6 separate regions of the Homo sapiens genome follow, and all the other regions are linked to region 1. Evidence: chromatin loops called from intact Hi-C (ENCODE). Cell type or tissue: chondrocyte. All regions are shown on one strand. Region 1 holds the start of AHSG (alpha 2-HS glycoprotein). Region 2 has its middle 46 kb from the start of TRA2B. Region 3 has its middle 26 kb from the start of RPL39L. Region 4 overlaps LINC02043 (long intergenic non-protein coding RNA 2043). Region 5 overlaps DGKG (diacylglycerol kinase gamma). Region 6 overlaps LOC100131635 (hCG1645011-like).

Region 1 (5,000 bases):
GCTTGTCAGCACAAGTGAGTATTAATTACGAGTCTGTGGCAGATGTTCAGCGGAGATGGGTGGTACTGGAGCCCAGCAAATTTACAGTGAGTGCTTCTGGCCGACGTGGGCAACTCTACCAGCTGACACTGAGCTTTGGTTTTAGCTGGAACGGAGGGAGTGGGGATGTACCTGCCGGCAGCTGTGGCTGCTGGACGTTACAGTGGCTCAGCATGGGGGAGGCGCTGAGGGTGTTGGGGTCCTCATGACACTCAGGAGCCTCATACCCCCTTAGGATGCTTTCTTCCCTTTCCAAACAACCCTCTCCTTGCTTTCTCATCGCTGCCCCTGCGCCTGTTCTTCCCTGCCTCCCGCTCCACCACGTACAGTACATTCCCGAAGTGCCACCGAACTGCCCAACCTGTCAAAAGAATCTCAGTCTTTACCACAAGCTGAGCCCGGGAAATTTCCTCCAGCTGAAAATTGGAGCCGTTGTTCTGAGCGTTGAAGGCGGCCAGGGCAGCTTTCGCGGCGTGCACCACCCTGGTGTCGTTCAGCGGGGCCAGCAGGGGGCAGTCTTGGCACACCTTGCGCACGTCCTCGGCTGAGTCTGCTCGGAGAGAGGAAACCAGGATGTGGGCAGCCATTCTCCCTGGCATGGCCCCAGCTCTGCTGCGTTAGCAAGGGCTAAGGCATTCCCCAGATAGCTTCAGGCACTTTCTCTGCTTCTTACTAAACCTTCAAAAGGCTTTTGCTATGCTGACATTTCTGCAGGAGCTCTTATCATCACGAGGCAATTTTCACTTCCAGTAAGAATAACTTCTTATTTTTTTGAGACAGGGTCTCACTCTGTGTCACTCAGGCTGGAGTGCAGTGGTGCGATCTCGGCCCACTGCCACCTCTGCCTCCCAGGTTCAAGCGATTCTCCTGCCTCAGCCTCCCTAGTAGCTGGGATTACAGGCGAGCACCACCACATTTTTGTATTTTTAGTAGAGATGGGGGTTTCACTATGTTGGCCAGGCTGGTCTCGAACTTCTGACTTCAGGTGATCCACCTGCCTCGGGTGGGTGGATTACAGGCGTGAGCCACCGCACCAGGCCAAGAGTAGCTTCTTAAAACACAATTTTAAAAATCCCAGAACCCAGGAAATTTGGCTTCTCCTTTTCCTCACCGACAAAGCTGCTAGAACTACTTAAGTTGAAAATTATTCAGATCCCTTCCCCACTTTCTCTACAAGGAAAAAATGAGAATAAGAATAGTCATCTGTACCTGGACTGGAATCACATTTTGCGTATACCACGGAAAACTTGCCATCTAGTTTCAACAGCTGGAAATCACAGTCTCCTTCGACAGCCTGGAGAAAGAAACCCACGTGAGGATGGCTGCCCTTCCCCTTCGCACCCCGGGCAGGCTCCCTCCAGGCACGGCTGTCAAAGGTGACCCTTGCAAAATCGCCTTTGCTGGGTAATACTGAAACATGGCACTCTCTGCTTTCAGGGATACAACGATATAGTTAAACGCTTGTAAAAATCAGCCCCAGGGCAAGTGGCATCAAATGGCAATTTTATTTATGATGATGATTATTATTATTATTATTTCGAGATAGAGATTCACTGTTGTTGCCCAGGCTGGAGTGCAATGGCAGGATCTTGGCTCACTGCAACCTCCACCTCCCGGGTTCAAGCGATTCTCCTGCCTCAGCCTCCCGAGGAGCTGGGATTTACAGGTGCCCGTCACCACGTCCAGCTAATTTTTGTATTTTTAGTAGAGATGGGGTTTCACCATACTGGCCAGGCTGGTCTTGAACTCCTGACCTCAGGCGATCCACTTGCCTCAGCCTCCCAAAGTGCTGAGATTATAGGCATGAGCCACTGCGCTCGGCCACAAATGGCAATTTTAGAAACTGCACCCTGGCTAGCCAAGAAGGCAGGCTGAGACGCTGGGTGAATCGGTGGAGCTGGCCGAAGGGCCACCTACAGTCATCCTAAGAAGGGTACTCACATGCTCCTTCAGCTGCCTCACGCTGCATCTTGCCACAGGGGTGGGGTCCAGCACATGGCAGGTGGTTTCCAGGGTGTCTATTTCAATCTCAAACAGCTCTCCGGAGGGCTGCTGTGGAGACAAAGAGTGAAGCCGTGAGCAACCTATTCCCCTGATCCTGTGGTGCGGTCCACGGTATGCGCCCTCATTGGGCTTGAGAGCACCCCGCTTTTGGAGAGGTGAGGGAAATGTCATTCTTACTGTCAGTCTGCAACTCCGTCTAGCTCTGAACTGGCCTGTGGGCAGGACAATGACCAGGGCTTGTCTGGTCTTCGTCTGTTGATTAAGGAAGCACCAGATGATGCTCGCAAAGCAGACGGGGTCCTGGGCTTGAACAAGTCGATGGAGCCACAGCCCTCACTCTGAGCTCTATTTGAAAACTACAAATGGGTGTTAACACTTATTTGTATTTATTATTTATTTAATTTTTTAAGATTTCACTCTTCAAGCAGTGCTTTGGAAAATGCAAGTTTGGATTTTTCTCAGACAAGCTGCAAAATAAGGTGGTGTAGGGTAATATCTTACTGTCTTTTTTTAATCTCCTCTATCCCTCCCTCTCCTTCTTTCTTTCTTCCTTTTCATTATTTGCTTTCCTTCCTTCCTCCGTTTTCTTTTCCCTCCTAGAGGTTTTTGCTGCTGTTGTCCTTGGTTTTTCCTTTGTCTTGGCTTGTGCAGCAGGTGCCGGCATGCAACGATGCTGCTCTCTACTTCCCCCTGCTGGCGATAATGGGGAAGGGCATGTCTCCCTCTGACAGGAAACTGGATGTCACTAGTGTAGACACGAGGGAGCTTGCAACAATCCTTGGAGATATTCTTGTGAGTTCACCTGTTTCTGTATCTTGTCTTCGAAGCCTGAAAAATCCAGAAGGTACAAGTATGCCTTTTCTCCTCTCAGCCCAGCTCTGTTTGCCTCTCATTGGTTCTGCCTGATTCACTAGTACCTGAAGCCTCAGCATCCCCTCCCCTGGGAGAAGCTCCGCATTTTATGATGTCCAGGTGTGCCCAGAGTGACTGCCTGAAAGCGTTCACAGCTCTGGCGAACAGGAACCGGGTACACCTGGGTTTCTCAAGGGAACCAACTCTGAAGCTCTGCCTTTAGTAAAAGTCACAATGCCCATTCATGATTACCTTTTCCCTCAGATGTGCGTGTTGCGTGTTCATTTCCCCTGACTTGATCAGCGTTTCCTCCTAACCACCACTGTGCTTTAATATGGCTGCAGCACTCTTAAAATCCATCCGGAGCAATCCTGATTTCAAATATTTTGTCTCTTTGTGAGACGGATGGCAGTCGTCAGTCGGTCCAGGCTTCCTGTTGTTGACCTTATTTTCCAACCTAGATTGTAAGCTCTTGTGGGCACATATTGTGCCTTTTTCACCACTGTATTAGGTTGAACCATTAAAACGGCCAATATTTGGTTGCTTTTGATATAGAAAAATGGCAGTTTTATATGGTTCAACCTAATATCTCTGGTTCTTGTCCAAGGAAGGCTTGTAATACATATTTGCTGAAAGAATTGTCCTTAATCAGAAATAAATCTAATTTCAAAACAGGCAGTAGGCAGACAGCTTCTTTCCACCTCTCCAAATCTCTTGACTGATCCCCGAGGCATATTTCCAGCTTGATTTTTCTTGTCACTGGCTTCAAGCTGCGTTGGTTTCCTGTCTAGTGTGTGAGGAGGTGAATTGTGTTTATGCCAAGACTTCTCTCTGGGATGTGGGTAACTCTCTTTGGGAGGCAGTTTGTGTAGAAGAAGGAACACAGATATGGAATCAAATCCCAGCCTGAAGACTTAGTAATTATATGATTTTGGACCAAAAAAAAAAAGACAAAAACAAAAAACAAAAAAACTGCACACACACACACAACAGAGCCTTGGTCTCCTCTTGGGTAAGACAAGAACAATATATGTACCACACAGCACCAGGAGGCAGGACCGGGAAAGAGTAAATGAGATAATCTATGTGAATGGGCCTGGCATATAGTAGGCATCTGCCAGATGCTAGTTTTATTCATTCTCAGTCTTTGTTAGAGAGAAACCAAACCAAAGACAGATACGTGATTTTCAGCCAGTGGTAACTTGGCAACTAGGAGCTGGTCTCTTGGGTCCTAGTTTTTCCAGCAAGTTACACTTTCTGTCTGTGATCTGCACACTACCATTTGAAGCACTTTTTCTCCTGCACACCACCTCACACCCCACCCAGCTCCCTCCTGACACCCATGACTGCCATACAGAATGTCTCCTCTCCTGCCCTCTGCCTGCCCCTTCCCTCACTCCTGGGAAGAAATCAGAGAATTTACTCCTCTGTGGTTTCATTTGCACTGGGTGATGGTGATTTTTTGAGGCACCTGATTGAGCTCCATGTACACATTATTTCAGCTCATAGACAGCAGGTCCACTTACCTGAGGCCACACCTTTACTTCATCAATCTGGTTCAAGGTGTGTTTGTATCCCCAAGGAAGGTTTTGATTGATGTAGTCTATAGCCACCAGAGCTGCTTCCTCAGTTTCTGGATCATCGCAGTTCGGTTGTCTATAAATCAGCCCTGGGCCATGTGGGGCTGAGTGGCAGCCCCAGAGCTGAGCAAGACAAAGGAGCAGGACGAGGGACTTCATGGCTGCCCCAGAGAGGCCCTGGCAGGCGTGCAGGTGGTTGGAGGCTTCGGGACCAACCCAGGTGCTCTGCTGGGAAAGGTAGACCCATGGAGGGTGGTGGGCTTTATTTATCTGTTGGAGCCTGCCGGAAGAATTGCATAAGGATACAGGATGATTTCTGCTTTGGTTCAAAAGAAAAAAAAAAACACCCTGCAAACATCAGCCCTGGAAAAGCAAACAGGTTAGGACATCGCTGGTCCCCAAGAAATCTGCCAAAGTCCATGCTGCTGTGGGGGAGATGCTCCAAAGTCTGCTTGGAACATGGTAATAGCAGCAAAGAGAAGACAGCTGAGGGAATGAGGTGGACACAGTCAGCCTCAGAGTGCC
Region 2 (5,000 bases), 630 kb after region 1:
CGTGAGCCACTGCGCCCAGCCACAAGTTACATTTGACTGTCAATGTGTTTCTATTTAAATGTATTTGTATTGCCTTTAGGTGGGTCGCACGGTCTCCTGTCGGTACAGTCGCCACCACTCCCTTCTGTGCTACATCTGGCTTGTTTCCTTCATCTACCAGCCCGGCTCTTGGAAACCTTTGGGTTTGATCCCCCAAGACCTCCTGAGGGCTCTCTCGATTTCCACGCAGGGCTTCCACACTCAGCCCCGTGACCCCTGTCTTGCCCCCCGTTAGCCACGCAGATCCACGGCCTTGCCGGTAGCCTGAGGACACCGTGGCTCCGCATTCTCTTTCTGCACATGCGCGAATGTTGAGCCCGCCCTCCGCCAAGCACTGCCTTGTCCTCACCCCAGTGTTAGTTTCGTTATTCTCTTGTGTGTGCATCTGGGAGACAGGATTAACAAGCAATATCCTATGGAAAGTTGTGGTTTCACAGCATATGGGTAGATGGGTTTCACCAACTTTTAGAGTTGATCTTTATACAGTGTTGCACATTAGCATTTATACATTGTTTCTAAGGAGAATATGTCCAAATTCCAAACAACTGAATTCTGAATGAATCTGATGACCGAATCCTTTTATAACTTGAGAACTCTGCCCTTGTGTGGTCTTGATGGGACTTCAGAGCTGCAAGCGTCCCTTGGTTGGGAGGGAGGATCGAAGTTCTAGTGTGTGGTGAAAAGCTCATGGACTTTGGAAACATACAGACTTAGATTTAAATCCTGACTCCTAATAACTGTGACTTTGAGCACGTTACCTAAACTCTGTGAAGTATGTTTCTTTATCTATAAAATGAGAAGATAATCTTTCTTAGAGTGTCGATATAAGATTCAATGAAAGTGTATACCTTCATCTCTTAGAGTGGCTAGGACGTAGTAAACACTCATAAATAATTATTATATTTGTTATAAGGAAGACAGGACAATCGATAAATAATATTTGTTAAATTTTTAAAATAACTCTTGCTTATGTAAAAGTTCAACATAAAAGTAACAATTTTTTTTTTTTTTTTTGAGACTGAATCTTGTTCTATCGCCCAGGCTGGAGTGCAGTGGCGCAATCTCGGCTCACTGCAACCTATGCCATCCAGGCTCAAGCGATTCTCGTGCCTCAGCCTCCCTAGTAGCTGGGACTACAGGCACGCATTGCCACACCCGGCTAATTTTTGTATTTTTAGTAGAGATGGGGTTTCACCATGTTGGCAAGGCTGGTCTCGAGCTCCTGACCTCAAGTGATCCGCCCGCCTCAGCCTCCCAAAGTGCTGTGATTACAGGCATGAGCCACTGCACCCGGCCAAAACTAACAATTTTTATTATGGAAAACTAGGGGAAAGAAGAAACTTAAAATAAGGAAAATAGAAATCAACCAAAATTTTACTTCAATGAAAACATTTATTAACATTTTGGCATATTTTTCCTTCCAATGTTTTACTATGTATATGTAGTTTACACAATTGGGATTAGGCTAGATATAATGCTGGATATAATCCAATATTTTTCACTTAAAACATAATTTTTCTCAGTAAAAATTCGTCACAAATGCTAGTTCTAAAGAATTTACAGTTTAAAGGAATTTTTAAACTTCAATAATTTAATTATCCATTTCTTAAATGCTGAACATTTTGCTTACTTCTATATTTTTGCTCTCATGAAAAAATACTTTCATATAAAATCCTCAAAATTATATTTTTATCTATATTTGTGTTTATTTACTTAAGATGGTTTCTTAGGAGTTTTGCCAAGTAAAGGGTGTGTACATTTTTAATCCTCTTGCAACACTCAGCGGGGCAGCCCGTCAGAAATGCTATAGCAGCCAAGGTGCAGTGGCTCGCGTCTGTAGTCCCAGCACTTTGGGAGGACGAGGCAGGCGGATCATGAAGTCAGGAGTTCAAGACCAGCCTGGCCACCATGGTGAAACCCCGTCTCTACTAAAAATACAAAAATTAGCCAGACGTGGTGGCGGGGCGCCTGTAATCCCAGCTACTCAGGAAGCTGAGGCAGGAGAATCACTTGAACCGGGAGGCGGAGGTTGCAGTGAGCCGAGATCGCGCCACTGCACTCCAGCCTGGGTGACAGAGCAAGACTCTATCTCAAAAAAAAAAGAAAAGAAAGAGAGAGAAAGAGAAGAAAGAAAGAGAGAGAGAGAGAGAAGAAAGAAAGAAAGAAAAAAAAGAGAGAGAGGGAGGGAGGAAGGAAGGAAGGAAGGAAGGAAGGAAGGAAGGAAGGAAGGAAGGAAGGAAGGAAGGAGAAAGAAATGCTATAGCAACTTCTACTCGAGATGGTTTAAAATTCATGTTATTGCCTTCCTGCTCACTCCTATGAGGAGTCCAAGTCAGGACTACATTGCCAGAGTGTTCTGCTCTGTTACTTGGGAGAATGGACAGTGCCTGAGGGCCGTTCAATACGCACTTCCTAACAGTGCCCCAGTTTCCTTTTAGTGAATTGTCTCTGCCCCTTGTGTAGTCTTGATGGGATTTCAGAGTTGCAAAGGTCCCTTGGGTTGGGGAGAGGATGACAAGCAGTGTGGCCAGCGGAGAAGCCAGCAGCAGGAGCACCAGCATCCAGCAAGGCTCGGCCCCGGCTGCCAGGCGGAGAAAGGGCAGGCCCTGTGCTCTGCACTCCTGGAGCAGGGTCTGAGACCCCTCTATGCAGAAGGCTCACCCTTAGCCTGAGGGCCTTCCTCTGCATGGGGCGAGCCAGTGCTGGAGTCTTTGGATAATCCCTTGGTCCTCCCTTTCCTTCCCTTAATCTCAAATCCGGCACGGAGAAGGCACTTCACCCCAGAGAAGGTGACCAGCGCATGTCTGTCGAAATGGCCACGGAGGGTAACCGACAAGGCTTTAAGATGCGCCGTATAACTATCTCCTTTGGCTTTATTCCCCAAAAAAGCCCGGGGAAAAAATCACCTGGGATGAGGCTGGAGCGATCCTTTCTTATGCTGGACTCATACTGCCATCTAGTGGTGGGAGAAGGAAGCTGGGAAGGGACGGGACACCGGGCAGCGGGCGGTTAGAGCAAGATGAACCTGCAGTCCAGGAGGCCAAGGTCAGGCGACACTGGGAACCGCCCAGGGGGCACTTCAGAATTTTGGGAGGCATATGAAGGAGGCAAGGGGAGGAATTATGCTCAACAATAATTATAGCTGTTTTTTTGCCGGGCGCCGTGGCTCATGCCTGTAATTCCAACACTTTGGGAAGCCGAGGAGGGCAGATCACCTAAGGTCAGTAGTTCGAGACCAGCCTGACCAACATGGAGAAACCCTGTCTCCACCAAAAATACAAAATTAGCTGGGCGTGGCAGCGCGCGCCTGCAATCCCAGCTATTCGGGAGGCTGAGACAAGAGAGAATCGCTTGAACCCGGGAGGCGGAGGTTGCAGTGAGCCAAGATTGCACCATTGCACTCCAGCCTGGACAACAAGAGCCTCTGTCTCAAAAAAAAAAAAAAAAAAAAAAAAAAAAGAGAGAGAGAGAGAGAGAGAAGAGAGAATAATTACAGCTGTTTCTTGAGCACTTACTACCTGGCAAAGACTATACAAAGTGCCTCTCATGCTTTCAATCTTTCAGTCCCCCCAGCAGTCCCCAGTGAGGATGGGGAGACCAAGCCTAGAAATCAAGTAACTTGACCAAGTTCACACAACTTGTCAGTGGCAGAGGCAATCAAATCCAGGATTATCTGACTTTGTAGCTTGAATTTCTAGGGTCATTTCTGGAATCACGGAGAGAGATCTTCTGCATCCTTTCTATTCCATCGCCCACACCCCCAACCCTAATCTACTCCTGGACAACAAAGGGTGCTCTTGTTCACTGAGATGCACGGCCCTATTTCCACCTTCTGTGCCTCTCTTGGGTCCCCAAGTCTCTACCTGAACAACTGCAAAGGGAATCCTTTCCCTCCTTTGGCCTGGAGACTGTTGGGCAGGACTGGGAGAGGATAGTGGGTGGAATCTTTTGTCCACTGTCAACAAATATTAAAATGTCTCAGACTAGTTGGAAGTTATTTTCCCTTCTTTGTTATGTGAGATTGAGGTCCCTAAAGTGCACAGTCTCATTTCAGATCAGCCACTGCAAAGTTTGGTTCTAAATCCTGGAAGGACTTCTCATGCTTTCCAGGAACAATTGTTGGGACTGATCCATGACAGCCCTGGCCTGTCTCAGTCTTCTTTTTTTTCTTTTCTTTCTTCCTTTTTTTTTTTTAAGAGATGAGGAAGTCCGGGCATCGTGGCTCATGCCTGTAATCCCAACACTTTGGGAGGCTGAGGCAGGCAGATAGCTTGAGGCCAGAAGTTTGGGACCATCACTTGAGGCCAGAAGTTTGAGACCAGACAGCTAAGCCCTGTCTCTACAAAAATACAAAAAGAATTAGCCGGGCATGGTACTATGTGCCTGTAGTCCCAGCTACTCAGGAGGTGGAGGCAGGAGGATCACTTGAGCTCAGAAGTTTTAGGCTGCAGTGAGCCATGATTGCACTACTGCACTCCAGCCTGGGTGACAGTGTGAGACCCTGTCTCAAAAAAAAAAAAAAAGAGAGAGAGACAAGGAAGGTCTCACTCTGTCTAGAATGCAGTGGCATGATCACAGGTCACTGAAGCCTCAAATTTCTGAGCTCAAGAGATCCTCCTGCCTCAACTTCCCAAGTAGCTGGGACTACAGGCACACACTACTATGCCTGGTTAAGTTTTGTTATTTTTTTTAGAAACTGGGTCTTGCTATGTTGCCCAGTCTGGTCTCAAATTCCTGGCCTCAAGCAATCCTCCCACCTTGGCCTCCCAAAGCGCTGGGATTGCAGGTGTGAGTCACCATGCCCAGCCATCCCGGTCTTAAAGAACCAACCTGCCATCCCAGCAAACACACAAAAAGTCCAGGGACCCTTGGGCCTATAGTCACTCTCCACATGGGGGACCCTGAGGTTATTTAGGGAACAGCAGTCGTTCTTCCTGTCTGGCCCACCCAGATGAGTAATA
Region 3 (5,000 bases), 550 kb before region 1:
GACTGTCAAAAACCAAAGATCTGGGCTAAAAAGGGCTTCAGAAAGCCATTTGATTTCAGTTCCAGCTGAAGTGTGAATTTCTTGTACGGCACAAAATTAGTTATCTATTGCTACATAAAAAGTTGTCCTAAAACTTGGCTTAATTCACCCAAAGCAGTTATTATCTCAAAGTTTCTGTGGGTCAGGAATTAACACATGGCTTAACTGAGTCAGTTGTGCTCAGGGTCTCTCATCGGGATGCAGTTAAGATGTTGACCAGGGTCATAATGACCTGAGAGTTTGACTGGAGTCGGAAGATCCATTTCTAAAACAGCTCACTTGCATTGTTGGCTGTTGTTAAGAGGCCTCAGGTTTCTAATCTCATGGGCTTCTTCAAAAAGCTGCTAGAGCGTCCTCCTGACATGAAGACTGGTTTTTCCAGAGGCAATAATCTAAATACCAGGGAGGTAGAAACCACAATGTCTTTTATAACCTAGTACCAGAAGTAACACTGTCATTTCTGCAGTATCTTATTGGTTACATAGTTAATGCTATTCACTAAACAAGGTATGAACACCAGGAGGCAAGGATCCCTGGGTGCCATCTGGGAGTCTGGCACACTCACCCACAGGCCTCCCACTGTTGCTTGAATGCTTACAGTAATGGAACCTCATTCCACAAGGCAGCCTACCTTACCATTAGCCGCTCTGATGGAAATTACTCTCTTGCTTTGGGTTGTGATATGGTTTGCTTGTGTCCCCACCCAAATCTCACCTCGAATTGTAATAATCCCCATGTGTCAAGGGTGAGGCAAGGTGGAGATAATTGAATCGTGGAGGTGGTTTCCCGCATATTATTCTCAAGTAAATGAATAAGTCTCATGAGGTCTGATGGTTTTATAAATGGGAGTTTCCCTGCACGTGCTTTCTTGCCTGCTGCCATGTAAGATGTGCCATTGCTTCTCGTTTGCTTTCCGCCATGATTGTGAGGCCTCCCTAGCCATGTGGAACAGTGAGTCTATTAAACCTCTTTCCTTTAGAAATTACCCAGTCTTGGGTATGTCTTTATTAGCAGTGTGAGAACAGACTAATACAGGTTGTAAATATTATCCCGCCTTTTTAATTCTTCTCTGTATCGGGAGGCTGAGAAAACAATGCTAATCCTTCTGTGAAAAAAAAAAATAGTCCTTCAGATATCTGAAGATGGTAATTCTGTACCTTCTAGTCATCCTACTTCCACATCCTACTCCACCCCATTCTCCAGTTCCTTCACTTCTTTTTGTCTATGTGAGGAGCTTTAAGACAAGACTCCTTATCCCAAAATATTTATTTAAGAATAGGTGAGGGCACATGTCCCCTCCCCAGCTTTTCCTTCACCTGCTGTCCAGCCATTGTGTCAGTGTCCTCACCTCTCCTAAGCAGGTCATCTACCCTGGGGGAGTGCCTACATGCCATCTCATCAGCTACCAGAGCTCAATTTTCAACCAGGAGTTTCATCCTTCTTTAAAAAGGTCAACTGAATCCCATACAAATTTTATGTGGTAACAAGAGAAGGAAAAGAGAGCCCTGGCCCAGTAGGGCTTCTCATCAACTTCATGACCCACACTAACTCCAGTGATCACTAACCTAAGACACAAAGGTCTAAGCAATAAAGAACTCTGTCTTGGGGCAGTCTATATTCTAGGGTGATGGGAATATTTCTGTCTGCAATAATTTTCTATTTTACCATCCTATTTCCCTTTTTGTCACCTAGATTCATTTTTCTGCCCAGCAGTCAGAATGACAGCTTTGAAATATAATTTAAATCATACTGCTCCCCTGCTCAATTCTCCAATGGATTCACATCACTTTCAGAGTAATATCCAATTTTCTCATCATACATACAAGGTCTACCTATCTTTCCATCTCATCTCTTGCCACTTCAGCCTCCCTCACTCTGCTGTTACCATACTGACTTTCTTGCTGTTCTTCAAACATACCAGACTCTTTCCACCTCAACACTTTTGCCCTTGCAGTTTCTTTTACCTACACTCTTCCCTGGACCTTCCCATGTCTTGCTGTTACTTCATTCACAGTTCTGCATGTCACCCTCTGAGTGGTTTCCATAAATCACCCTATTACCCTCTATTTATTTACCATTAGTTCATTTTCATGTTAGTACTTATCACTAACTAGCATTATATTGCAGTAGTTGTTTGCCTATTTGCTTATTGTATTTCTTCAGTTTTGTTTTCTAATGCCAAGAACGGTGTCTGGCACTCAGTAACATCAGGTAAATAAAAGAATGAAACATCCATTAAAATGAATTTTCCTAGCCTGCTTTCTGAGTAGCGCTTGGTATCTGAGTTAGTGATATTATAAAATACATCTTTTTTGGTACCTGAGTACCTGCTAACTGTATCTTGGTAAATCTGTTCCATGCCAAATTTCTTTCTGTTCTGATGATTCAAACCTTAGCAGTCAGACAGAGCTGAACTTGGTCCTGGTAATAAAAGCCTTTCCCTTAGGAGAGCTCTTTGCAACTGAGAGATGTGGTCTCCTAACCCCCGAGGTGTAATTTGAGCAATCAGGCCAGGTGAAACCCGAGCTGGTAAGGAATAAGAAAGGATACAAATGATGATGTTGTTATGGCTGTTCTAAGACACAAGGGGGCAGCAAATCCAGCTCTTTATTTATTTAACGTGGTAAGAATTTTTTTTTTTTTTTCTCAACTTTTATTTTAGATTCATGGGAGATATGTGCAGGTTTGTTACCTGGGTATACTGTTTGATGCTGAGGTTTGGAGTACAAATGATCCCATCATTCAGGTACTGAGCATAGTACCCAATAATTATTCAACCCTTGCCGCTGTCCCTCCCTCCCCGCTCTAGTAGTCCCCACTGGCTATTGTTTCAGCTCTTATTTTTAAAGGTAAAACAGGAATTTTGACAACTATCATTAGTTATCAAAACTGATGGAGATGTTCAACAGATTAGATAAATCTATGGAGATTCAATCGATTAGATAAATCTCAGTATGTCCACACAATGAGTTTCTTCTGGAGGAATGCAGTAATAATTTTAGCTAAAATTTAAACCTTGGCCTAAGTTATAAAAGGACTGATAGGTCAAGGAGTGAGGGCTTAACTGTTACCAGGGAGACAGCCCGTGTGTCCTGTAGGGCCACTGGGAACTTCGTGAGGAGGTGAGCCGCAGGAGAACACGCTTTCTGAGCAGGAAGTGGGGCTTCTGTGGAAATCAGGATTGTCAGACGCTTAATCCTAATTGCCACCCCCTTGGGCCTACACACTGGGGCAGGGAACTTACCAAGTTGTCCATGTCAAAACGTACTTTGGAGCCCTCACTCTTAGCTCTTTTTCCACCCAAACTTTATAAAAACACCAAAAAGTTCAAAAATATTGAGTAATCATCTGTAATACCCCGAACAACAAGGAATAGTGTCATGAATGGACCAGAAACTTAAAAACATTTTTTTCAGGAAACGATCCAGATGGGAAAAGATTGCACAAAGTCTTGACCGACTAGTCACATGTGAAAAGAGGGCCTGAAAGAAAAGTAAATGAATAAACCCCTTCCCAGAACCTGAGAAAACCATCAGAATAGAGCAGAAAGGCTCAGGGTGAGGGCAGGGGTGGGCAGCTGAGGGGATCTGACTGAAGGAAGATGGGATAGAAAGTTGTCCCATTCCAGCAGGTATAGCTAAAAATAAAAATAAAAAAAATAGAAAGTCATGGAAAGCAACAATGTAATCATTGTAAACATAGTTATGAAACAATGTTAGGTTACTATATAATTATTGAGTGATAAAGTATGCTGCAAAAAAATCAATAATCTATATAACTTAATGCTAGACAAGCTTTATTGAGCAACTGCTATGTACGAGCACCATGCTAAGTGCTTGATATGCATTATCTCATTTAATCTTAATATAATTACCTACATGGTAAATTCCATGGTTATAGCCACTTAAAGGATAAAGAAACAAACTCAAAGAGAACTTGACCAAACCCACACAGCACGAAAATGCTACGTAGGCTGGTCTGACTCTGAAGCCCACGCTTTTAATGACTATAGGCAAGCCACACCTTGGCATCTTACTCTGACATCACCATATTCTCGCTGCAGCCCATTGCGACTAAACAAGCCACAACCTCGCCCAGGACTCCTACCTTCCAAGCACCTACAGATTTCTACCTTCAAGTTATGAGCCCAGAAATTCCCTTGGTACTTCATCCCTACTTCATACTACACACCTATTAATTTCATTCTTTCTTTCTTTTTTTAAGAGGGGGTCTCACTCTGTTGCCCAGGTTAGAGTGCAGCGGCATGATCATGGCTGACTGCAGCATCAACCTCCTGGATTCAGGCAACCCTCCCACCTCAGCCTCCCAAGAAGCTGGGACCACAGGTGTGCACCACCATGCCTGCTAATATTTTTTATTATTTTTATAGTGACAAAATACAAAATATTCCCTATGTGGCCCAGGCTGGTCTTGAATTTCTGGGCTCAAGTGGTCCTTCCATTTTAGCCTCTCCAAATGCTGGGATTACAGGCATGAGCCACTGTGCCCGGCCTATTAATTTCATGGATCAGAATTTTCCTACCCAGCAAAGCCTAGGATCTACTGACCAGCTTTAACAAAACCTCCAAGAGACCTCCACTGCTTCTCTCCCCATCTCTAACTGTTAAAGCAAATCCAACTTTCAGGGGCTAGCTCAAAAGCCATCTTTTCCCGGAAGCTTTCCTGATTCTCCCAGAAACAATTTTTCTCTCTCAACTCTGACTCCAGGAGTCACTTGTGGCTTTCCCTTATAGCCTTCATTCATCTAGATAGAGGTGCAGCATCACACAATCCTAGCAGCATGCACAGAGCCTATCAGAGAAAGCACTGGCTATAGGTTCGGGCTCAGCCATAGGTAGATTACTCATATGGTCCCAGAATTTGCCACTGTGCCCATCCTGATGGGCTCACATTAGCAATCATAATTTTTCTGGCTTAATGGATACCTAACCCAAGAAGCA
Region 4 (5,000 bases), 210 kb before region 1:
ATAGAATATATATAATATATAGAGATAAGATAAATAGAATATATATAATATATAGAGATAAGATATATATAATAGAATATATAATATGTATAGATAAGATACATATAATAGAATATATATAATATATATAGATAAGATATATATAATAGAATATATGTTTGGTGGAAGGGCTATCTTTTTCACCTCTGTAAACCCACAGCTTCTAGCAGAAGAATTAGAATCAGGCAAAAAGCTTAGAGAACACCCCACCCCTAAGTCAAAAAAATTCTCATTTTGCAGGAATGGAAACTGTGACTCATAATAGCCAGCTAGTCAATGATTATTCCCCCCAGTCCCTGGCGCATCAAGATTTGCTGGTAGGTGGTCATAAGCATCATTTTTTTATTTCTAAAGTGAAGACAATGATATCTACTTTGGAGATTTAGTGGAAGGATTAGCAAAATGTACATCAAGAACAGTGTCTGGCCAAGGCAGGGTGTCTCACGCTTGTAATCCCAGCACTTTGGGAGGCTGAGATGGGTGGATCACCTGAGGTTAGGAGTTCGAGACCAGCCTGGCCAACATGGTGAAACCCTGTCTGCACTAAAAAAAAATACAAAAATTAGCTTGGCATGGTGGCGGGCACCTATAAACCTAGCTACTTGGGAGGCTGAGACAGGAGAATCGCTTGGACCTGGGAGGTAGAGGTTGCAGTGTGTCGAGATTGTGCCATTGCACTCCAGCCTGGGGGATAGAGCGAGACTCCATCTCAAAAAAAAAAAAAAAGAACAGTGTCTAGTACACCATAGAAACTCAATAAATAACATTTGCTAGTAATACGAGTAATAACCAGCCAGATGTGTTGGCTCACACCTGTAATCCCAACACTTTGGGAGGTCAAGGCAAGAGGATCTCTTGAGCCCAGGAGTTTGAGACCAGCCTGGGCAACATAGGGAGACCCCGTCTCTAAAAAAAACTTTAAAAATTAGCCGGGTGTGGTGGCCTGTGCTGTAATCCCAGCACATTGGGAGGCCGAGGCAGGAGGATTGCTTGAGTCTGGGAGGTCAAGGCTGCAGTGAGCCGAAATCATGTCATCGCGCTCAGCCTGGGCGACAGAGCAAGACCCTGTTTCAAAAAAAGAGTAACAGCCTCAGAATAGCACCAGTCACTTCAGGTATGCTACTGTTACTAACTTTTCAGGGAGTTTTGGCTGCAGATGTCTTCATCCTAGGCAATGGAAATCATCATAAATACCTAGATAATGTCCATAGAAATCAAAACAAAGCAAACATGCATACATACACCAGCAAAAAACAAATTCAAGCACACAGGCCTTAACAAATACCTTGGTTACATCAACTTTTTTGTTTGTTTGTTTTTGAGACGAAGTCTCACTGTGTCAACAGGCTGGAGTGCAGTGGCATGATCTCAGCTCACAGCAACCTCTGCCTCCCAGGTTCAAGTGATTCTCTTGCCTCAGCCTCCCAAGTAGCTGGGACTACAGGCACACACCACCATGCCCAGCTAATTTTTGTATTTTTAGTGGAGACGGGGTTTTACCATGTTGACCAGGATAGTCTCAATCTCTTGACCTTGTGATCCGCCTGCCTCAGCCTCTGAAAGTGCTGGGATTACAGGCTTGAGCCACCATGCCCGGATACATCAACATTTTAAGTGAGTGTACATTTTTGAAAAATGAATGGAATGATCTTACTCACCCACTGATTTTGCTCAGTATTTTGGGAAAGATATAATCCTCAGAGACTCTGGGCTTCTCCCAGTCTATGTGCCAAAATAAACGTAAAGAGTATGTGTAGAAATGGATAATATAAACGGGAAAGGGAGGGGCAGGAAAATTTATGATAATAAGAGCTCAAGAACGTTCTCTCTTTCCTCTGCAGATCTTTGAAATTCATAGTTTATAAATATAAATGTTTTGGGAAATTTAGTTTTACTGCTTAGTGTTTAGAATACTGTGTGGTTTTTCTTTACAAAGTGAATCTATTAACGAGCAAATTTAGTAGATAATTTAAATTATGCTAATCAGAAAACACAGCCTGGTGCTGCGGCTCATGCCTGTAATCCCAGTGACCAGGAAGGTTGAAGTGGGAGGATGGCTTCAGCCCAGGAGCTCCAGGCTGTTGAGCTATGATCACACTGCTTGCACTCCAGCCTAGGTAACAGAGCAAGACCCCAACTTTAAAAAACAAAAAACAAAAGAACACACTTTTTTGTAAATTAAAGATGGAAGTATTTTGGTCTAAATTTGTCTTTTCCCTTCCACTAGATGGCAGAATGGAGCCACTCTAGATAGTGCTACCAAGTTGGCAGCTCTTCCAACATTTTAAATGGTCAAACTGTATTTTTGTTTTGGTTCCCTCTCTCGTTTAATGAAAAAGAAAGGTAAACATTGCATATGCAAATTTCAGGACCATTTCACTTTGACTGAAAAAGCTGGAGCTGCCTTAAAGAAACTTCTTGGGCCAGGCGCCGTGGCTCACGCCTGTAATCCCAGCACTTTGGGAGGCCGAGGTGGGCGGATCACGAGGTCAGGAGATCGAGGCCATCCTGGCTAACACGGTGAAACCCCGTCTCTACTAAAAATACAAAAAATTAGCCAGGCGTGATGGTGGGCGCCTGTAGTCCCAGCTACTTGGGAGGCTGAGGCAGGAGAATGGCGTGAACCCATGAGGCGGAGGTTGCAGTGAGCCGAGATTGGGCCACTGCACTCTAGCCTGGGTGACAGAGCGAGACTCCGTCTCAAAAAATAAAAAAAAGTAAAAATACAGAAAAGAAACTTCTTGGCCGGGCGTGGTGGCTCACGCCTGTAATCCCAGCACTTTGGGAAGCCGAGGTGGGCAGATCAGGGGGTCAGGAGATCGAGACCATCCTGGCTAACACAGGGAAACCCCGTCTCTACTAAAAAAATACCAAAAATTAGCCGGGCGTGGTGGTGGGCACCTGTAGTCTCAGCTGCTTGGGAGGCTGAGGCAGGAGAATGGTGTGAACCCGGGAGGCGGAGCTTGCAGTGAGCCGAGATCTCACCACTGCACTCCAGCCTGGGCGACAGAGCGAGACTCCGTCTCGAGAAAAAAAAAAAAGAAAGAAAGAAAGAAAAAAAGAAACTTCTTATTCACTGTCTGAGGGGCTGAGTTCGGGCTTTATCCTTTAGAGAAAACTTGGCCAGTACCATTGTCCTAACATTAGTGAAACTTTACTCTGAGCCAGGTGCTGTGCTTCTCCCATCTCATTTACTCTTCATACGGAGACTAGAAGGTGTCACCTCCATTTTTTAAAACAAAAGATTAAATATTTGGCCAGGCGCAGTGGTTCACACCTGTAATCCCAACCCTTTGGGAGGCCAAGGCAGGCAGATAGCTTGAGGCCAGGAGTTCAAGACCAGCCTAGGCAACATGGCAAAACCCCATCTCTACAAAAAATTAGCCAGGCATAGTGGCACACACCCGTGGCCCCAGCTACTCAGGAGGTTGAGGTGAGAGGACCACCTGAGCCTGGGAGGCAGACGTTGCAGTGAGCGGAAATCATGCCACTGCACTCCACCTTGGGTGACAGAGAAAGACCCTGTCTCTAAATAAATAAATAAATAGTATTTAAGGCACTGAAATAAGGTAACTTATCCAAAAGGACAAAGCTGGTCTTTCTTGAACCTGGATCTGCAGGGTATCAAGCACTTCACCACCATGCTACTGCTGCTGCCTCGTGAGTGGTGAACTGCATGGCTAATTTCTGCCTAATCTGCCCCACTAGCAAACTAGGTCTCATGAAAGGAGGAGTCTCAAGATTAATCTAGGTTACTGGGCTACATCCGGACCTTTTGCAAAGTTTTGCTCTGTGAACCAGAGTTTAAACTTGTACATTTAGACTGGTGTATCTCTGAAGTGTGTATTTCTTTTCCAAACCAATGTAGGGCCAAAAGGAATCAGAGTTGCTAATAATCACTGAGAGAGAATTAGTATCTTTCTTTTTTTGTTTTGTCTTGTTTTTGAGATGGAGTATTGCTCTGTCACCAGGCTGGAGTGCAGTGGTGCTATCTCGGCTCACTGAAACCTCCGCTTCCCGGGTTCAAGCGATTCCCCTGCCTCGGCCTCCCGAGTAGCTGGGACTACAGGTGCGCACCACCATGCCTGGCTAAGTTCTTGTATTTTAGTAGAGATGGGGTTTCATCATGTTGGCCAGGATGGTCTCGATCTCCTGACCTCGTGATCTGCCTGCCTTGGCCTCCCAAAGTGCTGGGATTACAGGTATGAGCTACCGTGCCCAGCCAAGTATCTTTCTTATAAAAATAAAAAATACCAGCTGGGCGTGGTGGCTCGCACCTGTAATCCCAGCACTTTGGGAGGCTGAGGCAGGCAGATCACTTGAGCTCAGGAGTTTTAGACCAGCCTAGGCAACATGGCAAAACCCTGTCTTTACTAAAAATACAGAATTTAGCTGGGCATGGTGTAATCCCAGCTGCTTGGGTGGCTGAGGCAGGAGAGTCACTTGAACCTGAGAGGCAGAGGCTGCAGTGAGCCAAGATCGTGCCACTGCACTCCAGCCTGGGTGACAGAGTGAGCCCTTTCTCAAAAAGAAAAAAAACTTAAATTAAAAAAAAATTAAAAATACCTTGTAGTAAGCTTAGAAAATCAGTAATCTGCATGAACTCTCAAAATGTTTTGCTGAGGCAGGAGGATTGCATGAGCTCAGGAGTTCAAGGCTGCAAGGCCCTATGATTGTATCACTGCACTCCAGCCTGGGCAACAGAGTAAGACCCTGTCTCTAAAATGTGTGTGTGCCTGTGTGCGTGTGTAGTGTCTACCCAAGCCAGCAATTTTTGCATGTTTCACACAGAGACTTATTTCAGGCTGAAAGGAAAAAAAAAAATCAGCACTCAAATGAAAAACAATTTTAACTTATTTTATATATACACCTATTTGAGTAAGCAAGTATTAAAGGAACTAGGCCACCACACACATAAAATGCTGTTACCACGTATTTACATATATATATTTGCTCTTCTT
Region 5 (5,000 bases), 360 kb after region 1:
TTGAAGCTACAGCATCATTGTCCCATCGCTGATCCTGACCTCAAACCCTCATTTCCGTTAACACTACTTAAAGGCCATTCAAACTGGAGACACTTAGCTACTTAGCCCCTCCGAAAATTCAGCCAGTGGAAAAACACCTGACTGCCTGCCCTCCTGCTTCTCATCTGCCTCTCCGAAGCTGTCTTGGCTTCAACTCTCATCTCACGCCCCCTATTGGATGAAGCAGAGCTAATTTCTTTTTCTTTTACCTTTCAAGTATAAGATCATCCCCACCCCGGGTACCCACCCCCTGCTGGTCTTGGTGAACCCCAAGAGTGGAGGGAGACAAGGAGAAAGGTACGTTCTCTTCTGTTTCAAAGTGGAGCAACTAGGGCGACACGACTCAGGCCCTTCCTCCCCTTGGCAGGAACACAGCAGGCTGTGGAGACAGGCAGACTCAAATCCCAGCACTGCCACCTGCCACTTTATGACCTGGCCCAAGTGACTTAATGTCCCCGGGCCTCGGTTTCTCCCTCTGTAAAATGGAGATAATTATCATTCCTCCTCTCACAGGTGAGAACAGACACGGTGCTTAGCCCACAGCCTGCCACGTGAGCCATTATTAAGACCACTAGAGTTAGACCACGCTCTGAGATGCCTGTGCCTTTCTAGCCTCTCAGATCTCTTGATTTAAGAGATGATGGGCAGCCCGTTGATTAGGACCTGCTGGGCTACCGTCACCCGTGAGAAGCCAGTGCATCCACCTCATCAGTTTGCTGAAATGCCCAGTTCAGCGGAGGCTAGAAATTGCTGAACAGCACAGGTGGACAGGGAGAATGGTTAAAGCAGCTCTGCCTCCCAATTCCGGGATCATTAACAGATGGCACCGTGATCTGGAATCCAGGTTAAAAAATAATAATTAGTAGAGTTAAAGCAAGAACTATGAGGACCCCCACCCCTGTCCAAGGGGCAGGACACCCCTCCTGAACTGACCTGACAATTCCAAGCTGGAGCCAGGAAAGCAGGCCTGGGTGCAGTCACGGCCTCTCAGCGCCCTCCCTCCCCCACAGCCCAACACCACCTCCTGCGTTTCCTCCTGATCCCAGGACTGCAGGGGGCCTCTCCCTGGGGAGGAGGGGGTCCTGTGATGCTTTTGTACAGTCTGCAGAGGGCAGAATCACACTGCCTAGACCATACAGAACATTTGGGAGAAGGTCTCTGTGGAGGATAAAGCTTTAGAATGAAAGTTCTGTTCTCTGGGTTTCTCTGCCCTGTCCTCTTTGTAAGGGGCGATGCTTCTGGGCTTAGGAGCTGGAGTCTAGGTTGGTAGTTCAGCCTTGAACCGGGAGTGATAACACGGGTGATGCCAGGTGGAACCTGGACGCCAGGGTCAGCAGGCAGTGCCCTCCCCTCCGGGGTTTAAATGAACCCTCATCCCTGCCACCAGTGGGCTCCAGAGGTGTTTGCCCTAATGTGACTTCTCACGATGACATATTCCTTCTCTGTCTCTCTCTCTCCCTCCTTTTCTTTTTTTTTCCATAGAATTCTTCGGAAATTCCACTATCTGCTCAACCCCAAACAAGTTTTCAACCTGGACAATGGGGGGCCTACTCCAGGGTATGGAGATCACAATCTTTACCTCTTATTTCTCCCCCTCCCTTTTAAACTCCAATGAAGATGCCTCTTTTGTCACCTTTTTTTTCTTTCGTCTCTCAACTTGTTCCTTCCTGCCATTTTACTCCCTTTCTCTGCTTTTTCTCACGTCTGACTCTGACTCCTGGAGATACTCAGGATGCCCAGGAAGGCTAACTCTGTTTGAGAAGTGGCCTCCTGTAGCTTGTCCTAGAAAAAGTTATTTTATAAGAGGGGGAAAACTGCACACACCTTTCATTTGATTGACAGGAGGAACAGGCTGGTAAATTATTTTAACTTATTTGCAAGGCTCTGTTAGCTGGTGTCTTCATACTGAATCATCAGAGAAGAGAAAGTTTTCTTATCATTGTCAGTCAGCAGTTTGGAAATCTAGACAGTGACTCAGAGTTCTGCCTTGGTGTTCCGTTGTGGGGTCATTTTAGGATCAAGACAATTACTTGTTCAATGGAATCACTTTTGTTTTCTAAATCATTCGATTTTGAGGTTGTTTTGCTCCTCCTGCCACTTACTCATTGGCTATTCTCTTCTCGTTAGCATGGGGTTGTAAAGAGGCCTGGTGGGAGGCGTGGTCCCTGTGTCTGCGGCTAATGGTGAGCTGCAGGTCTCTGTGATGCGGCCCCTACAGCACCTGGGCTAGAAGGCCAGGAAAGCCTGGGCTTCCTCCCAGTCCGGGCCGGTGCTCGAGAGCCCTCTACTGGCCGGCCCCGGGCCCGGGGCTGTCTGCATACTCTGGGCTGGGCTTGCCCAGCACGCAGCCATTTGCCCAACCTCCAAACCAGGATTTCTGCTCCGGGTTCAGCTAGACCCCTCAGAGAGGTTGGAGTAAGGACTCTGAAAAGAGAATTTGACCCTGTCTTTGGTTGGCTGACACCAAAGCTATTGTTTATGGCAGCGGTAGTACAAGGCCCAGTTAAAAAGAGAAAGAAACATAAGTGCGGATTCAGTACACCTGCCATGATTTACCTGTAAAAGTAATTTCAGAACAGAGCCCACCTCTGTACACCACTGCAGTTGCCATCACAGTCACCGTGATTGCCATCACTGCTGAACAGTACAGCCTTGTGACGGAGCAGCCCCCCACAGACACCTTTACCAGCCCACTGTCAAAACTGGCAGACAGTCCTCCAGCTTCACCTCGTGTATTCTAAATTGTTTTCATCTGAGACGACGAGCCAGGTGGCTACTTCCCGGGCTGATACGCCCTGAGGGTCTCTCATGCGCATGTCACTCTCTAATCAGACAAGCTGCCTAGCTGGAGGGAGCGTCTGTTCAGAATTCACTTCCCGTCGGAGAGTCCCGTCGGAGAGCAGAGTTCTGCAAGAGAAGGAATGTTAATTTGCCTACACATGCATCAGTGATTCTGAAAGCTCCAGGGCTCTTCTCAGACCACCAGGCTGGGCAGATTGGAAATATTGACCTTAGGCTTCCCAAGTTCCACCCCCAAGGTGTCCGCAGGGCACATTCATTCTAAAGCAGAGGTTCTTAACTTTTTTGTGCCAGGAACCCCCTTGGCAGTCTGGTGAAGCATAGAAACCCCCTCTTGGAATATTTCTTAATGCATAAATTTAATAATAAAAGGTGACCAGGGAAACCATATCAAAAAACAGTTATTAAAACAGTAAAACAAATTAGTGATATGAGAATATATGAGCTTCACCAATACGTCAAATAGGAAGACCCAGAAGTGGGTCTAATAACTACCGTAAATTCCAAGCAGTGATGAGCATGGCAGTGGTATGAGGCATCTGTCACAACCATAATGAAACACTAACATGGCTGTGATTTTGACCGCTGACAAAGTCATGGGTATGGTTCCAACCTCTGTGGTCTGTTGCCTACATGCTGAATTGAAGGAAATACTACTAATTTCAGTTTGAGCTTAGGGAAAATAAGAATGTATTATTTTCTCCTCCAAGTTAATGGCCCTCTGAATCCAATCCATAGAACCCTTGGAGGTTGGTGGACCCCAGGTATAAGCACCCTGCTCTCCAGGGTTAAGGCTCCTGAGAAGAGAAGGGCATCACTCCACTCACTGTGGCCCACAGGAGAGTGAAGAGAAGATCCAGCAAATTCGGTGCATCTTGCTTACCAGGGCGGGTGTCAGGACAGAGCAGGCAGGAGAGCCCGAGAGGAGTGAAAACACTGGGGGCTATTTGTATTGACGCCAAAACTCTGGACTCCTCTGCGTAACTAGTACAGAATTTCTAGAAAACCATTTTCCATTTGTGTCGAATGTTGAGTCAGATTATCCTTGCACAAGGATGGCCCCCTTGGCCTTGGCTCCATATTCAAGGCACTGCATAGTAACTTCTGGTTTCAGAACATTGAGTGACCCTTTCAACCACAAAAGGAATCGAGGTCTTAACATACTCCTGGGGAACAGGGCAGACTCTGACTCAACATGTATCAATGTCAGCTGCAACCTAGTAACAAGCCCATTTTGGCCTTTCTTCTTCTTCCCAGGTTGAACTTTTTCCGTGATACTCCAGACTTCCGTGTTTTGGCCTGTGGTGGAGATGGGACAGTTGGCTGGATTTTGGATTGCATTGGTAAGCATGGGCTGAGAGGGCGTTTGCTGCTTATTTATAGTAAGCGTATTTACAATCAGCAGAAGGCAATAAAAAAGAAAGAGACATGGAGCCATGTCTGTTCATCCTTGTATCTTCCCCTGGACCAACACTTGACTAAATATTTGCTTTGGGTGGAAAAAAAAAAAAAAAAGAAATAAGACAATCGAATGATTCCCTCCAATACGGAGGTAACAGTTTAGTTTCAGGCCTTTCCTGTAAAGCAGATCTGTCATGGCTGGGGTTTGGGCAGTGGCAGGACAGGCCAGATTTGGGGGGTGGGAGGACAGGAGTGGAATTCTGGGCAGACCCTTTGGGGTTGGTAAAGGCCAGAGAACTAAGCATAGATCATAGCCTGGGACAAATCACCTTGAGATGAACACCCGGAGCCTGAGTCCAGAAAGTGCATCTAGAAAGTACAGATCAGTGCAAGCAAAGAAGGACCACACTGAGCTGTGTCCAGTAGAGTACATCTAGATAAAAAGGCCCAGGCCAGAAGGCTGGTAGCCTGAGTTCTACCCAGCTCTACCTGGATCTGTGGGTCCTCGGACACATCAGCCCCAGTAAGTGATGGAAACTGACTGAAATTCTGGGATGGAAGCAGAGTCAAGATCTAACCCTACAGAACCCAGACAAACACTGCAAAGTGTAATATAAGGACAAGAAAGCGGCCGGGGGAGCACTGGGGAGGACAGTCATCAAAGTCAGAGACTGGGCCCTGAGCGATGAGCCCTGGGCTTTCCATTCTTCATCCCAAAAATGCTGCCTGTGCTCCATGATGTGTCAAGCTCTCCCCAAGGC
Region 6 (5,000 bases), 1.1 Mb before region 1:
TATGTTCCTCAATGAAAACATATAGGCACAGGGAGGGAAACATCACACACTGGGGCCTGTCGGGAGCTGGGGGCTAGGGGAGGGATAGCATTAGGAGAAATACCTAATGTAGATGATAGGTTGGTGGGTGCAGCAAACCACCATGGCACATGTATACCCATATAACAAAGCTGCTCATTCTGCATATGTATCCCAGAACTTAAAGTATACTAAAAAACTGATGTTCCTATGGATTCTGCATATCTTGAGAAGGGGCATGTTCAGAATGGCAAATTGTCCATTCACGGCAGTACAAGGTGGACAGCCATGTTGAGCTGGTGGCCCATGGAGAGGCTCTCTCAGGGTTCTCGTGTGTCTCCCATTTGTTCTGTGGAACTTCAGTGCCTCCTTCCATCTGGACAGAGCTGTCCTTTGATGTCACCAGTAGGAGTCACCTCTAGCGGTGTAATTAGTTTGCCAAGGCTGCTGAAACAAAGTACCACCAGCTGAAATGGCTTAAACCATAGAATGTTATTGCCTCATGGTTCTGAAGGCTGGAAGTCCGAGATCAAGGTGTTGGCACTGTTGGTTTCTTTTGAGGGCTGTAAGGAAGAATCTGTTCCAGCCTTCTCTCCTACCTTCTGGTCATTTCCTGGCAATCTGGCACTCTTTGGCTGGTAGAAGCATCACCTCAATCTTTTCATCTTCACATGGTGTTTCTGTGTTTGTGTCTCTGTATCCAAAGTTCTTCCCTTTTTATGAGGTCATCACTTGTGTTAGATTAAGGCCCACTCTAATGATCTCAACTTAACTAATTATATCTGCAACGACCCTATTTCCAAATAAGGTCACATTCTAAGGTACTAGAAGTTAGGACTTCAACGTATGAATTTTGTGGGGACATGATACAATTCAACAGAGGCTGTTCATGGGAAGAAAGATGAAGAAAAATGCTCTCAGAAAAGGCACCACCCTAGCTTCTCGTTTTCACTTTCTTCTCGCTGTCAAAGACTCAGGGAATTGAGATTTGGAGAGCCTTCTCATTGCCAGTAGGCTTTACACTCACGGTCTCAATTACCCTCACGACAACTCACTGAAGTGGGTTTGTCTTCCCTCTTTACAGATGAGGTGAATGGGGAACAAGAAGGTCATGGCACTCAGCTAAGATCAGGCAATACGTCTCTTTTTTCTTCTCTAGCTAGTTTTGTCTTTTATGTCACTGGTGGGTCTCTGTCCAAAAGAGCACGACAGGACAAAATAATTGTGCTCTGTGAACGACACACTTTGATCATGCAGATGGGAGAAAGCTGTAGATCTAGGTAGGTCTTTAAGAAATAGGAATCACCAAGAACTTACATACCAGGCCATCATGGGCTTGACAAAAACCTCAACAAGAACTGGAGACTATTATAGTTAATCATGTCTTGAATTATCATGGAGTATTTGAGCTTACCCCACTGATGGTCTCATCCAGCAGTTCTGTACCATAGGAAGATTTCAGACATTCTGCTTCTTGCTCTCCAGATGATTCTGACTTAGAACCAGTGGTGAGAATTCTGATCGAATCCAACTCTATCATAAAGGAAAGGAAGCCAAGTGACATTAAGCAAAGAAATTCTATAAGGACTAGGACACAGCTCCCCCAAGGCCTATGCCAGTATTAGTTCCTCGGAAATAATACTACCATGATTTCCTATTTCCAGAAACCTCAGTGCTGCCACTAAATGGTTACCTTCTTCATATACATTCATGTATCTGATTACTTCTTTGACAGAACCCTGGCGGGGGGAACCTTATATCAATGAACAGGAATTATAAAGAGGAAGAACTCAGCTTGATAGAATAAAGGATTTCCTGTGTCTAAAGATGGAACGGGCTTTGGGTGAGCATCTGAACTCATCACTGAAGGTGATTTAAGCTTAAGATGTGTGGTGAGTTGGCAGCAATCTTGGCTTGCAGGGAGGGTTGGATTAAATGACTCTAAGGTCCCTTTCAAACTTGAGATTACACAAGATCCTACCCCATTTAGAAACTGATTTTAATCATGGCGAGGGATTCAGAGTAAGTGTTTCCTCCTAGGAGTCTCAGGACAGCAGGGCCATGGAAGTCTGGGGGCCATTTGCGGAGGGTTGTAACCTGTAACCTGTAACCTGTAACCTGAATTGCCCTGCACTCCAGGGACCAAGTTGTGTCTTTCTTTGTTTTTTGTTTGTTTGTGTTTTTTTTTTCCTAACGTACAGAGGCTTACAGTTTCATACATATCATTTTCTAATAGTGAGGCTATAATCTATCTCCCATCATTTCTACCTGGTGCACCCTATTCTTCAGTCACATGGAGAAGCTCACCATTTCCCAAACCTGTGAGGCTTCAGTGTCTTTGCAAACACCAAGACCCCTGCCTAGCAAGTCTCTTTTCTCCATTTACCCTCCCTTCAGTCCCTCTCTTCTTCCAGCCTGTGAATTTCTTCAGCCTGAACAACTGTGAGCGTCTGTACAGGTTTGTTGAGTGACGGAGCAAAGGAGTGAGTGCATGATTAAGGGTTCCTACTGGTCCCTGCTTTCTCTGAGGCTGTTCTACTGGTGCATTCTAGCAAATAGCCACAAGGTGGCAGGGTAGACCAAGCAGTGAAGGCTGTAGGTGCCACTTTTTCTGGCTCCAGGGAAGCAGGAAGGTATAAATGGGGCCAGTGCTATTTTTTGAGTTGGTCTCCTATGGCTTTGTACCTATTCTCTTTCTAAATCCTCTTCGTCATCTCAGCAGAGCCATTTAACAGAACTGACTGAGGGGCTCTGGCCCCCAAATCTTTCTTTCGGAGATCTACTTGAATGTGTGTAAAGTTCCACTCTGAATCATTCCTTTGGGGATCAGGAATTTCCAGCTCTTCTCGAAAAGGTAAGGGGTTATATCTCAATTCTTGGGCAAAAGAGGCCAATTCCTAGTAGAACTGTGGAGAGAGGCAGGGGTTTATGATATGACACTAATCTAGTGTCTAGTATAACAAACTTTACAAATCACAAAAGCCTTTCATCTCCAAGGGTTCACTTAATCCTCACCACAATCTCGCCAGTTAAGGAAGCAAGATATCCCATTTGGCAAGTGACAAAACTGAGGTTCGGAGAGGAGAGCCTAAGAACACCTGGCTAGCGGGTGAGGGCCGAGAACAGACCATTTGCCTTCTGACTTGCTGTCAGACACTCAGCTAGCACAGGCAGTAACTTTGTGTGTCAGTGGTTGAATTAACAAAAAGGTACACCTATCTTTGTGAGGCAGGAGAATAGGGTCTGGAGACAGAGAACCTAAGGCCAATTTGCACTGGTTTCCTAGAACTGAATAAAAAGGAAAACCCCATCTCTCCACACCCAAGTAACAAAAGGATCCGAGGCTACTCCCTTTGCAACTTGCTCCCCCCACCCCTCCTGCTTTTCTGCCTTGCAAATTAAAAATGAAAGTACCTCTGATTGGTCCCCTCCTGCAACCAATCAGACTGATTGTAGGCCTAGTCTTCACTTGCATAGGGTGTAACTTTGTAACTTCATGTTAGCCTCTGATTGGTCACCTTCCATGTCCAATCAGATTGGTTGTGAGCCACTACTTCATTTACATAGGGTGTGAACCAAGTAATCAATGGGAAGCCTCTAGAGGGTATCTAAAGCCCAGAAGATTCTGTAACCAGCGTTCTTGGGGTGCTTGCTCAAGCCCACTGCCAGTCTGTGGAGTATACTTTCGTTTCAATAAATCTATGCTCTCTTTGCTTTATTCTTTCATAGCTTTGTTTGTGCATTTTGTCCAATTCTTTGTTCAAAATGCCAAGAACCTGGACACCTTCCACTGGTAACATTTGTGTACCCTTGAGCACAGCTTTTTCAACTCACAACAGTGTAAGGAGAAAATTTAGGCTTTTAGGGTTGGTATTCTCTTAGGGTCAAAATTGTAAATTCTGGGAGTAGACAGAGAGGAAGCCACTGGGACATGCCATGGCGCCCACCACCTGCATCACAGTGTAGGCCCGTGTCCCTGGACGGCTGGTGCCTAGGCTGTGGGCTGGGTACATCTCAATCTCCTCCCTGCTCCCCTTCAGTGCTGAGGGCCTGAGGAGGTGCCCCTTAAGCACTGGTCTCCTGATTACACTCAATGACTCTGGGTGGTTTTGGGTGGGAGACAGCATCAAATCCCTGCTGTCCTGGGCCCTGCCACAGTGAGACCCAGAGCAAACAGCTTTCGCCTTGATTGAAGACCAGGCTCTGCTGTTGACCAGCTACTGGCCTTGGTCAGGAAACTTACCGTCCCTCAGCCCCAGCTTCTGATTGCAAATGCAAAGACTGTATAGGATAATCTTCAGGACCCCTTTTGGAAACAGTGACAAGGACTTTTCTGGTCAAAGTAACTGAGTGATGGAGGTAGGAGATTGCTCTCACTAGGGGTGTTCTGGGAATATAAACCATTCGTTGAGACCGCAGAGTTCTAATTCCTCGGGTCCAGCCCTTTCTCATCTATTGTTCCCAAGTTTTCCTGCATCCAGGAGACGAACATGCATGGACTCAGGACTTAGAGTTTTCTTATTCATGCCTCCTGATATTTTCACAATTCAAAAGGGGCTAACAAAAAGACACTAGTTATCAGAAATTCTAAGCCATTTTTCAGCTCACAAGGGGCTCAAAGTTCCTCTACATGTAACAATATGGAACTTTGCTGAGACACACTTTGTCTTTTTAAAAATAGTATCTATTGTTCTGAATTTAATTTCAAAGTTAAAATATGTTAAATATACATAAAAACTTGAAAAACAGCTATGACAAAACATAATAAATAACATTTATTAGACATTCACCATATACTAGGAGCATTTAAAAGTTTTTTAAATTTTTAAATAATTATGGACTCACAAAAAGTTACAAAAAATAGTGCAGAGAGGTCCTGTGTACCCTTCTGCAAGTTTCCCTCAATGGTAAGGTCTTACCTAACGATAGCACAATATCCAAGCCAGGAAGTTGACTCAGTGGGTATAATCCACAGACCTTAT

Evidence for each region. A loop is a pair of places that touch in the nucleus more often than their neighbours do. Peaks named below come from ENCODE experiments on the same cell type or tissue, not always from the same donor. Only the 100,000 strongest peaks of a DNase experiment are listed, where the experiment ranks them.
Region 2: a loop joins it to region 1, with 7 times the contacts of the local background. A loop is called at or near these places in 45 of 110 quality-filtered maps.
Region 3: a loop joins it to region 1, with 2.9 times the contacts of the local background. A loop is called at or near these places in 30 of 110 quality-filtered maps.
Region 4: a loop joins it to region 1, with 10 times the contacts of the local background. A loop is called at or near these places in 93 of 110 quality-filtered maps.
Region 5: it touches region 1 in a loop (4-fold over the local background); 18 of 110 quality-filtered maps call a loop at or near these places.
Region 6: a loop joins it to region 1, with 12 times the contacts of the local background. A loop is called at or near these places in 10 of 110 quality-filtered maps.

The regions. Positions count from the first base shown.
Region 1 is chr3:186,612,776-186,617,775 of GRCh38, reverse strand. AHSG (alpha 2-HS glycoprotein) reads right to left here and starts at 4,716. Exons shown (of 7, transcript NM_001622.4): 1 at 4,422-4,716; 2 at 1,981-2,091; 3 at 1,249-1,333; 4 at 426-589. The coding sequence starts at 4,634. In chondrocyte, CTCF peaks have their summits at 321, 546 (motif pointing right) and 2,740 (motif pointing left); a DNase peak (open chromatin) is centred at 595.
Region 2 is chr3:185,981,696-185,986,695 of GRCh38, reverse strand. No RefSeq gene overlaps it. Among named protein-coding and RNA genes, the nearest start is that of TRA2B, 46 kb to the right of the region's middle. RefSeq lists an enhancer at 2,631-3,152. In chondrocyte, CTCF peaks have their summits at 2,754, 2,992 (motif pointing left), 4,712 and 4,912; no DNase peak of the experiment used is centred here.
Region 3 is chr3:187,162,881-187,167,880 of GRCh38, reverse strand. No RefSeq gene overlaps it. Among named protein-coding and RNA genes, the nearest start is that of RPL39L, 26 kb to the right of the region's middle. In chondrocyte, CTCF peaks have their summits at 2,415 and 2,620 (motif pointing right); no DNase peak of the experiment used is centred here.
Region 4 is chr3:186,818,901-186,823,900 of GRCh38, reverse strand. It overlaps LINC02043 (long intergenic non-protein coding RNA 2043), which reads left to right. Exons shown (of 4, transcript NR_125409.1): 3 at 280-356. Among named protein-coding and RNA genes, the nearest start is that of LINC02043, 4.1 kb to the left of the region's middle. In chondrocyte, CTCF peaks have their summits at 2,039 and 2,247 (motif pointing right); no DNase peak of the experiment used is centred here.
Region 5 is chr3:186,257,035-186,262,034 of GRCh38, reverse strand. DGKG (diacylglycerol kinase gamma) reads left to right here. Exons shown (of 25, transcript NM_001346.3): 15 at 257-336; 16 at 1,522-1,596; 17 at 4,096-4,181. Among named protein-coding and RNA genes, the nearest start is that of DGKG, 100 kb to the left of the region's middle. In chondrocyte, CTCF peaks have their summits at 5, 207 (motif pointing left) and 2,327 (motif pointing left); no DNase peak of the experiment used is centred here.
Region 6 is chr3:187,712,173-187,717,172 of GRCh38, reverse strand. It overlaps LOC100131635 (hCG1645011-like), which reads right to left. Exons shown (of 3, transcript NR_034062.1): 2 at 1,433-1,551. It also overlaps a transcript of RTP2 not described here. Among named protein-coding and RNA genes, the nearest start is that of RTP2, 12 kb to the right of the region's middle. In chondrocyte, a CTCF peak has its summit at 2,585 (motif pointing right); no DNase peak of the experiment used is centred here.